Linked DNA regions of Homo sapiens: region 1 is linked to region 2. A link is an interaction called in ENCODE POLR2A ChIA-PET data of the cell type or tissue named here. Cell type or tissue: Panc1. All regions are shown on one strand. Each heading gives the region's core, and the rest is flanking DNA. Links, peaks and the distances in the headings are about the cores only. Region 1 overlaps LINC02028 (long intergenic non-protein coding RNA 2028). Region 2 overlaps LOC102724877.

What was found. ChIA-PET counts read pairs that join two places held together with the same protein. Peaks named below come from ENCODE experiments on the same cell type or tissue, not always from the same donor. Only the 100,000 strongest peaks of a DNase experiment are listed, where the experiment ranks them.
Region 1: POLR2A ChIA-PET joins it to region 2 with 8 read pairs; 11 of 35 experiments call an interaction of 5 or more read pairs at or near these places.

The regions. Positions count from the first base shown.
Region 1 is chr3:194,005,967-194,011,337 of GRCh38, reverse strand. The region is part of intron 2 of LINC02028 (long intergenic non-protein coding RNA 2028); the gene reads left to right. Among named protein-coding and RNA genes, the nearest start is that of LINC02026, 5.0 kb to the right of the region's middle. In Panc1, for the core only: no CTCF peak of the experiment used is centred there; no DNase peak of the experiment used is centred there; H3K27ac peaks cover 317 bases.
Region 2 is chr3:194,078,699-194,084,069 of GRCh38, reverse strand. The region is part of intron 3 of LOC102724877; the gene reads right to left. Among named protein-coding and RNA genes, the nearest start is that of LINC02028, 10 kb to the right of the region's middle. In Panc1, for the core only: no CTCF peak of the experiment used is centred there; no DNase peak of the experiment used is centred there; H3K27ac peaks cover 2,462 bases.

The DNA.
Region 1 (5,371 bases), core at 162-5,161, 73 kb after region 2:
GGAGGTACTCTGAAAGTATGAAATTTCCCCATTTCTTAGTAAACATTCACCCACTAGTTCTAACATCTACTGATGTTTCTTGGCTGAATATCACTATGATGATTGCTAAATGGTGATTCTAATTCCATTATGTCTACTTTTACCAGTTGTCATTTTACTATAAAGACAGCTTTCTCTTCTTTCTGTGTATTTGTTTGTATCAGTGTGGATTTACAGATTTCTATTTTACTCAAAAGTTACAACTATTATCATTATTACTTATTTTGATAAATAAATTGTCCCAGGTTTGACCAGCAGGCGCCCTTTCAAGCCAGTTTCTATGTCTTTGTAACATGCTCTCACCATTCGTTGAGAGGCTGTGAGTCTTTGGAGTGGTAGTTCTGCCAAGCTCAACGAAAAGAGATCTCAGAGTCTAAAGACCTGGGTTGTGGTCTTCTTGGCTTCTTCCATTCCTAGTTGGGTATCACTGGGGGAGTGGTCCTTCTGTTCTAAGGTTTAAAATGGGGATAATCAGTCGCTACTGCCATCTAAAGTGGTTGCTGTGAAATTCATCCCAAAGGGAGAGATTTTAAGATAGCCAACTTCCCTTCCTAGAATCTTTCCAGAATTATTCTGTGCACTGATATTGCATGATGGCCCAATCAGCTGATGAGGTGCCGCTTGAAACATCTGTCTGCCTGTATTGTTTGTGGCCTGTGAGAGTTATTTGTTTCAATCAAATAAACATATGCTTAGCTTAAACGGCTTTTCCCTCTCATAGGTATTTGATGCAATGCAGACTGGAATCCTCCCCACAAGGATGCCCTGGCCTGAGTGGCACAGAGATCAATGCAGCAGTCATTTCCTGGGCGGGGAAAGCCCATCCACAGTGGCCCTGGAATGATGCTGGTCTTACCTTCTATTCCTAGGAAGGCCCTATCTCAAGTGGCTCTGGTCCATGCAAACAGATGGAAACGGGTGTGGGGAAGCACAGGCCTCCTACTCATGTTAAGAGAGCTGCTCAGAGGCAGGAATCCAGAACCAGGAATGTCCCCAGTGGCTGCCCAAGGTACAAGTGGCAGGCAGCGGGGAGAATGGCATGTGAAGTCATTTGTAACCTGGCCCCAGCTTGGTTTCCAAGTCTCAGAGGAGATTATGGATATGGTAGTGCCTGGCTCAGTGCTTAAAATCCATTCTCCTGCTATTTCCCTCACCTACACTCAGCCCCACAAGCCGAGATGTTTGCTGGACATTTCAGGCACTGCCACCCAGTTCTGTCTACCTTACCTGCTAACACCTGTTGACCATCCTTCATGTGAAGGCTTCCCCAAATACTTCCCAATCAAAACACTAAAAGGCAGACCTGAAATTAATAAAAATGTTAATTAAATCTGTACAACAGAAAGCATAATGCCAGTCTTTTTAATTATGAAATGTAGCATTCATATAAATTTCATTGCTTTTGAAAACAATCTATGGCTAGATTCTCCTGGGTTTGTATGATGATTACTGAAAACTGTAGAAAATCTAAAATCAAGCAAGTTGTTTATAGGCAATTACTTTCAGAAGCAAAAATTATAAAAGAACCATGAGATTTTTAAAGAGAAAAAATTACATTTGATATGAGATAATCATGCATTTTAAGATGTTTAAAATGACATGGAGTGGGGTCCCCAGACCAGGAGAGCTGAGGGCTTATGAAGGACCTAAGGGAGTGAGACCTGTTATGTAATAAGCCCCCATTCTGGGGGCAGCACCACAGAGGCGGGACCCCAGAAGTAGAAGAAGAGCCCTCCTGCACTGGGTGGTGAAGTTGGTATCAGCCCCTAGTTTGTGACCCTGGACAGATTTCTCTGCTCTCCAGCCCTCAGAGTCCTCAATAAAACAAAAACATATGCAAATATACAAAATTCCTTGCTCTCTTGTACCTCTGAAAACTCTCCCTGAAGAAGTTGAACTACCTGCTCTCTCTCTGTCCTGAAGACTCTAAAATTCTATATGTCGTCCCCTGAGCTTTGACTCCAGGAGCTGTTTATTTTGAGACTCACTTTCTGCATAGTCCATAATCACGGATTCAGCCTCTCTCACTGCTGCTGTCTCCCCTGGAGAGGAAGTGGAGCAGTCAGGTTTTGTGAGCTGGCATTCTCCCTCCCTTTGAACGTAATTGCGGCCCTGCCCTGGGGACTGGATAGAGAGAAAGGTAGGCTTTTTCCCCAGTCCATTAGTATACTGGTTTGTAGCTCTTGCCTTTAGGAAGTATATCAAAGAGAGGAAGAAATGAAGAAAAGTTATTTTGCAAAAGTGAAATTATTAGTTTTATATGGTCGCTGTAACAAATTACCACAAATTGAGTGGCTTAAAACAGCAGAATTTATTCTCTCACAGGTCTGGAGACCAGAAGTCTAAAATCAAGGTGTTAGCAAGGCTGCAGGCTCTCTCTCTCTCTCTTTTTTTTTTTTTTTGAGACAGAGTTTCACTCTTGTTGCCCAGGCTGCAGTGCAATGGCACGATCTCGGCTCACTGCAACCTCAGCCTCCCGGGTTCAAGTGATTCTCCTGCCTCAGCCTCCCAAGCAGCTGGGATTACAGGCTTCCACCACCACGCCTGGCTAATTTTTGTATTTTTAGTAGAGACGGGGTTTCTCCATGTTGGTTAGGCTGGTCTCAAACTCCCAACCTCAGGTGATCCGCCTGCCTGTGCCTCCCACAGTGTTGGGATTACAGGCGTGAGCCACGGCGCCCGGCCTGCAGGCTGTCTTCAAAGGCTCTAGGGAAGAAGCCTCCTTGAGTCTGTAAGCTCCTGGTGGTCCTAGGGGTTCTTCGGTTTGTAGCTGCATCACTTCCATCTCCTCTGTCTTCTCTTCATCTCTAGAAGGACACCTGTCCTTGGATCTAGGGCACATCCTGGTAATACAAGATGATTTCATATGGAGAATCTTAATGATACCTGCAAGGTTCTTTTTCCAAATTAAGTCACATTCGTGATTTGGGGGGTTAAGATGTGGACATCTCTTTTCGGGGGCATCATTCAACCTGCTACAGAGGGCATGACTGATGGGCTACTGGCTCTTAGCGGAGCTCTACAGTTCCTTGGGTCGTAGTGGACGAGGAGGTGTATTAGTCAGGGTTCTCTAAAGGGACAGGACTAGTAGGATGGATGTATAGATGAAGGCGAATTGACTCACATAGTCACAAGATGAAGTCCCATGATAGGCCCTCTGCCAGCTGAGGAGCAAGAAAGCCAGTCTGAATCCCAAAACCTCAGAAGTCGGGAAGCCGACAGTGTAGTCTTCAGTCTGTGGCTGAAGGCCAGAGAGAGAGAGAGCCACTGGTGTAAGTTCAAGTGTCCAAAAGCCGAAGAACTTGGAGTCTGATGTTCAAGGGCAGGGAGCACCCAGCACAAGAGAAAGATGAAGGCCAGAAGACTCAGCAAGTCAGCTTCTCCTACCTTCTTCTGCCTGCTTTATTCTAGCCGTGCTGGCAGCTGATGAGATGGTGCCCAGCCACTTTGAGGGTTGGTCTGCCTCCCCCAGTTCACTGACTCAAATGTTAATCTCTTTTGGCAACGCCCTCACAGACACATCCAGGAACAATACTTTGCATCCTTCAACCCAATCAAATTGACACTTAGCACTAACCATGACAGGAGAGTGCTGTTAACAGCGTCAGGAGTGGGGAGGATGGAAAGAGGAGGGTGCACGTAGTTCCTTCAGACGCTGGCTGGTGCTGCAATCCGTCTCTCTTCCTTCCCAAAGGAGGATGGTAGTATATCAGGAAGTTAGGCTTGGCTCTGCGGCAGTGACAAGCAACTCCAAAATCTCACAGGCTTACAATATCAAAAATATTTTCTTGCACTCACCTGATGCCTGAGAGGCTGACTGCAGCGCTGCCCCACGTTCCCTTCACTGAGGGTGCAGTAGGCCTAGAATCCTGCCAGCCTCGTGGATGGGGAGAAGAGCACATGGTAAAACTTGAGCTGGCTCTTAGATCTTCTGCCTGGAAGTGAGAGATGTCATTTCTGCACATTTCACTGGCCAGGGCAAATAGCATGGCCAAGTCTAATGTCAAGAAGAAGGAGAAATATCATCCTCTTTCAGGGAGGGGCAGTCAATATTTATGACCAACAGCGAGGCCTGCTATAGGTACCGTCCGAAGGACCCCTCTGTGTGTTGAGAAGCTGCGTAGCTTCCCTTACCACTTCCCACAGAGGCAAGATTGCTGCTTGCCCACGCTTTCTTGAGACCCTTAACACTCACTTCTTCAAGGACTGTGCCATCTGTGTGTTCCAACCATACCCCATTCTTTATCTTACGCTATCCAGGCCTTCCATCCTTCTCATTCCCTGTCTTCTAGGAAAAAAAAAACGTCAAGTTGTAGTTTTATGCCATTGTCCTGAAGAGCTGCTTATTTGGACTATGCTTTCTAAACATAACCTAAATTGAGTGTTTAAAGCATGGTTATTTTCACAGCAGCTGTAGGAAGAGCACTTTGCTCCTTCCTCTCCTTGCAGAGGCTCTGCAAAATGGTGAAGGAATTGAAGTCTCTGAAGCCTATTAAGGCAGAAGAGGCCTTAGAGAATGGGTAGTTTAGCTTTCATGAACCTGGTCGTCCACAATGGACTGCCAGGATTTTGTAAAGTCCCTAAATTGCAAGTAAAATTAGGTGAGAGTTACATGTCTAGTAAATATGTATTTTCTGGGGCCAGAAACCATATCTTATATCTAATTCTGAAAGGATTTGCAAACCCAGGAAGATGAAAGGACAACAAAGTCTAATCCAATCCCTTTATTTTACTGGTGATATTTGCAGAAATTGCAGTTAGGTTCCTTGCACCAAATGGATGATTCTATTTAATATATTACTGATACATTAAAAGCTTTTAGTTTTTAACTGATATATCAGGAGCTTTTCCCCCAAACTCAACGTTTTGTTTCAGTGGGTTTATTTCTCAAGTACTGCAACCTACTCTGGGAGAAAGTAGGACTCTTTGGAAAGTTGCATTGACTTTTAAAACCACAAGGGTATCATTTGGTGTGTTCCTGCCCCAGCAATTATTACCCTTTGAGAGCCTGCAGAGCTACCTCCAGCCTTCCCTTTGGTCTCCGTGGGGACTCATTACATTTCTAACAGTCAAGTATGAAAACTTACAGTGCTGGCTTACCAGAAGGGTTTGCTTTGGGAATTTCACAGACAGGGCTGCTTCTGTCTTGTAAAGAAATTTACATCCCATGAAGCAGAATAGGGAACGACTGTGGCAGATGATGGTAATAGAACTGCATCAATATTACATGTCTGCCAGGCAGAGAACCAATATGTTTTAACAGCACAGGTCTATGTAGCCTCTTCCTTCTCTTCCACGAAGCTGGCTGGGAGTGAGTGCTATATCCTCTTCA
Region 2 (5,371 bases), core at 267-5,266:
TATATCCCCCCCACCGCCCCCCATCCATTCTCACATTGCTGTGGGGAGCTCACAAGGGGTTCTGGTGGCAGTGAGCCCTGGGGCTTGTGAAGAGCTGCACGTCCCTGAACGAGCTTCCGTCCTGAGGTCTTGGCTGAGGGCTCAGAGGAGACTTGCTGGTCTAGTTCAAGATGGTTGGATAAGATCCCAAGGGGTAGTTTTGAGGCTCATGGGAACATCAAGAGTCCTGGTTGCTTAGTCACCCAAGTCCCCCGACTCTGATGTGCCTCTCTCAGAGCACACCCATACTTCTCTCAGAGCAGTGTGCCTATCATTCAGAACAGATGCTTTCTGATGAACTTGATTGCATCATTAGCAGCCAGGCTACAAAATGGGTGATTTGAGAGCTGCTGGGCAGCAGGGAGCCTCCTGGCCCTTGGCTGGGCAGCAGGGAGCCTCCTGGCCCTTGGCTGGGCAGCAGGGAGCCTCCTGGCCCTTGGCTGGGAAGCAGGGAGCCTCCTGGCCCTTGGCTGGGCAGCTGTTCCCAGGACTGGCTGAACATGCCTGTGTGGTGGGCTCTTACCCTGCCCGCTCCCTGGGCCGGCCTCTTGAATCCTGAGGCTTTCTCACCAGCCGTGCCCAGAACAGATGGGAACAGAGCTCTTGGGCATCTCCAGCTGATGTGGATTTCACAGCGGGCGGAAGAGAGTGAGGGGAGCAGACAGCCTAGCCCTTCCCACAGCCACTTGGGAGGCCACACTGGTTGTCCAGCTGTCCACCCTCACTCCTTGTGAAAGGGGTAGGACTGGGGGATCTATTGCAGGTGGCAGGGAAAAGGACTAGAAATACAAAATGTTCCAGTTCTTACAGTTTTTAAACCTGAGCTCCACGGAGCTTGGGGGTGGTGGGGTGGGCGCAGGACGAGGTAGCGGGGACCGTTAGCATTAGCGCTTTGGCCAGAGCAGAGCTTCTTCCCAGCTTCATTGTACAGCAATGCTGCTGTGTAAAAGGCTGGACTCGTCACTATCCCCAGACACCTCCTCTCCTTCCCCCCACTTCCTGCCCGCCGGCCTCTGCTCTTTGCTCTCATCCCAGTCTCCTTACTGCACAGGCACATCCGCCCGATCCCTCTAGGCCTGGCTCAGATGCTCCACTTTCTCCAGGAAGCTGTCCCCTCCTGCTTCCTCCCCTACTAATTTTAGCAGTGACCCATCCCTTTTCTCCGCAGTTTCCAAGGGCTCCATCTGCATTGCTCAAGTGGAACAGATCACTTTATGTCTGGAGTTATAATTACTTCTGTACTTGGTCATTTCTCACACTGTGTTGGTTCCTCCTTAGAGCAGAGACGGACTCTTTCTTGGTCCCATAGTTCCCATGGGAAGTACTTGGTAAAATATCTTTTTTGGTTTTTTAAAAAATCTTTAATGAGTGCATGTGAAAAAGCTGATGTCAAAAGCTGCTGCTTTCAAAGATCCTAGTTTAGTTAGCTCAGGCTGTTGTAACAAAATATCCTAGCTTAAACAGCAAACATTTATTTCTGAAGGTTCTGGAGGCAAGAAAGTCCCAGATCAAGGTGCTAATTTGGTGTTTGAGGAGGGGTCTCTTTCTGGTTTGCAGAAAGCTGCCTTCTCACTGTATCCTCACATAGCAGAGAGATATGGTCTCTTCCTCGTCTTATAGGAACACTCATCCTATCACGGGAGCTCTAGCCTCACGAACTCATTTAAACCTAGCTACCTCCCAAAGGCCCCGCCTGCAAATGCCATCACACTGGGGATTAGGCTTCAACATATGAGGGGGACATAAACATTCAGTCCATAGGAGACCCCATCTTATGATCATAACAACCTCTGAATTAAATGTTGGGGATTTGGTTCAAAACAACCCTCTTTTGAGCACCTGCTCTGTGACTGGCATTCAGCTGGGAATTGCAGGGAGGGAGGTATTCAGTGATAGGTAAAGCCAGTCTCTGTCCCCTGGGAGCTCACAGTCTAGCAAAGCTGCTGTGCACAAGCCTTGTCATCAGTGCTAGGGTGGGGGCTACTCAGGGGCTTGCATGCCAGCGTGCACTGGAGGGGGAGACGCATCCCTGTGGGGGCATGAGCGGCTACGTCGGGGTAGGCTCTGCCACCAACTCTGGGCAGGTGCTAATAGACTTTGAAAATACAGTCCTGGGTGGTCTCCAAGTGACAGTTAAGAGGCCTCTTCCTCCTTTTAGTTGGTTTATCTATTATCTTATTTAGATTTTTCAAGGCTTTATCAAGTCACCAAATACTTTAGGTTTTACACATTTTTTTAGGTGAAGAATTTAGAGCTATGCTGTTTAACACGGTGGCAACCAGACACATGCAGCCGTTTAAATTTGTTTAAATTAATTAGAGTGTAATAAAATGAATTCAATTCTTCAGCGGCAGTAACCATAGCCATATTCCAAGTGCCCTGTAGCCACCTAGCAACCCTAGGGCTGGTAATACTTGCCCTTTTGTCCCTCAAGCCACTGTGAGAACAAATGAACGGGTTTTAAGCTAGCCAGAAGAAAAAGTGGCCAAGAGGCCAAGGTAATAATGATCTTTTTGTACCTAGGGAAAGCCTATCCTTACCCAGGATGGGTCACACTAACTGGTGCCTCTTCCTCATGTAGAGGTTGCAAAGGAAGCCCAGGTTTTTGGGAGCCAGCTTCCTGGGTCCAGCCCGATGCTATAAAACACAGCACCTATCCAATGAGCGAGAGAGAACACCAAGATAAGCTTTGCCTTAGTTATAAACATATATTGTGATAGTAAATTTATATTGTACTTTTCCTCTAGATAAGTGGAATTCCCCTTTCCCATTTACTAGTATCTTTATCCTTCTGATATTCCAAGAGTGAGTGACAGGGGCCTCTTTGCTGTGACAGCCAATGCAACGTACAGGGTGTTCTGCACATGTGCCACGTGCATATAACACCCCTGCTGTACCATGTGGAGAATGTCACTCATCTCAGGGTATTGGAGTGCCACACTGACAGTCACTATATACACCAGCCCCCATGCTGAGGGCCAGGTGGCAGACCCAGGAGGAAGACCTCAGTGTGTGACATCATCCATTCCTTCCCTCAAACTTTATTGGTGTGTACACCCTGTCACTGTCCTAGTAGTAAGCATAGAGAGATGATAGAACTGTGTTCTTGCCCTCCAGGAGTAAAATTTGTTACCAAGGACTCAGGAAAGGGACTGGTTTGCTGAAATAAAACTCTCAGGTTTATGCGAAAGTGATTCACTGAGGCACCCCGTGAGAACAAGCTTCCTTCTCCCTGCTGTATCATTAAAGTCAGATGTTGGCTTAATAAACATTCACCGAGCACCTCTTGTGTGGGGCCCAGGCTTGCTGCTGGCCCTGGGAGGGATGTCGGGATAATCAGTGAGGGCTGTGGGCCAGGGAGTTCCCAGTCCATGGCGGACATGTGGCTTGCATTCATTTGCAAAGCAGACTGCGCTCAACTCTCTGAGTTGAGCCCCACAGACAAGTGCCACAGGGAAAGGATGCAGACTCGCCAAAGAACCATCAGGGTCAGAGCTGGCAAAGTGCCTTTAGAGGTTCCCTCTCTCCAGTGGGTTGGTCCGACCTTCTCTGAGTGGCCTTGGTTGCTGGTATTTCATAGGCATGGGTGGGGAGGCCACTTCTGCTCACCTGGAACTCTATGTTCCTCTGTTTTCTGGGTAGGGTCAGAAGAAAAAACTGTTTCTGATGGTCTCAGTGAATGCCAGCCCTGGAAAAGTCTCCAGAGCGGGTTTAGTCCAATTTCCCTCATTTAGGGAAACTGAGGCCCTTGGAAGGAAGGCGGCCCCCTTTAAAGCCCCATGCAGCCAAGCATTGACTCAGCCTGTCATGTAGACCCCAGGCTTTGCATTCATGTCCTTAAGGTATCCGAAGAAGAACAGAGAGGGCGGGGTGCCCTGCTGCCTACACCACATTCACAGAGATAATCTGTCAAGGGAAGGAAGAAAAAAACTCAACGGCGAACAAGCCGTCTATTCTTGTCTGCGCCATTTTCCCATGTCAGGGGCAGACTGTACTGAAAAATTTAGGTTTCTCCTTTCATGTTTCCTTTCACTGCACTCTGGACAAAATGCCTTTCTTCTCCCGCTTTTCTTTGGCAGGATCCTGACCACCGCTGTAGAAAAAGAATCTTTTAAGAACATATATATCTATCTATCGATATACATTCAGCCCCTGACAGTGACACGGAACTGTAGTGCCTCTTAATTACCCAGGAAGTGACAGGGTCAAGAGGTGTCTGAAAGCTGCCTTGTGGTTCTGGGCATTGATTTCTCACCATTGTCGCCGCTTCGCAGGCTGGAGTGGGAGCCACGGTCGCCTTGTTTTTGTCCACTGTTTGGATTTCTTCCTTTCTTCCTCCCTCACGCTCTCTCTCTCTCTCTTTTTAATTTGAAAAGAAACTTCTGGCGTTTTGGCTATTGATTGGAAATTCATAAAAGCCGGACACATTTTGGGTTGGCTGACCAGTCTTAATTGCTGCTTGGGTACTGGGGGAAGAGGCCCAGTTCTTGCAGAGACGCCCTCCCACGTGCCCCCATTCTCTGGCTACTTTTCTGCTTTCTTCCTACAATCTGTGAATTTCTGAGGGGAGAGTAACAATCTAAAAATTGTTTTAGTGCCCCTGAGTAGTCACTGGCTGCATTTATGATGATAGATAAGTTGTGCCCTTTGTTATTCAGAGTTTTGAGACAGATACTAGGTTTTTTTTTGCTTTTTCTTTTTCTTTTTTTGAGACGGAGTTTTACTCTTGTTGCCCAGGCTGGAGTGCAATGGCACGATCTCGGCTCACTACAACCTCCGCCTCCCAGGTTCAAGTGATTCTCCTGCCTCAGCCTCCCGAGTAGCTGGGATTTCAGGTGCCCACCAGCATGTCTGGCTAATTTTTGTATTTTTGGTAGAGACGGGGTTTCACCATGTTGGCCAGCCTGGTCTCAAACTCCTGACTTCAGGTGATCCACCCGCCTTGGCCTCCCAAAGTGCTGGGATTACAGGTGTGAGCCACTGTGCCTGGGCCGATAATGGTATTTTTTAAAGGAGTAAGCTAAGGTTTTGAACCATGGTCATCAAAAAATTATAATAGACAAACAGAACTGTAGGTATTTCTGGAAACCTTGGATCAAAGAAATTTTAGAAATTTCTGGAAAGTGTTGTTGAGTTGAATTTTGGGATAGAGAAGTCAGAGCCAGGGTGTCAGATAAATTAGTCGTGCACAGAGGTTTCGTGGGCATTTTGTTCTTCCATAAAAACTGTGGAAAGTAGTTATATCAGCAGAGCAGAGAAAGGGTTAATTATCTGTCTGGTCCTAGAGGAGTTTTTCAAGCTGTTGCCACGTCCACTAGGACATTAGAAGTTT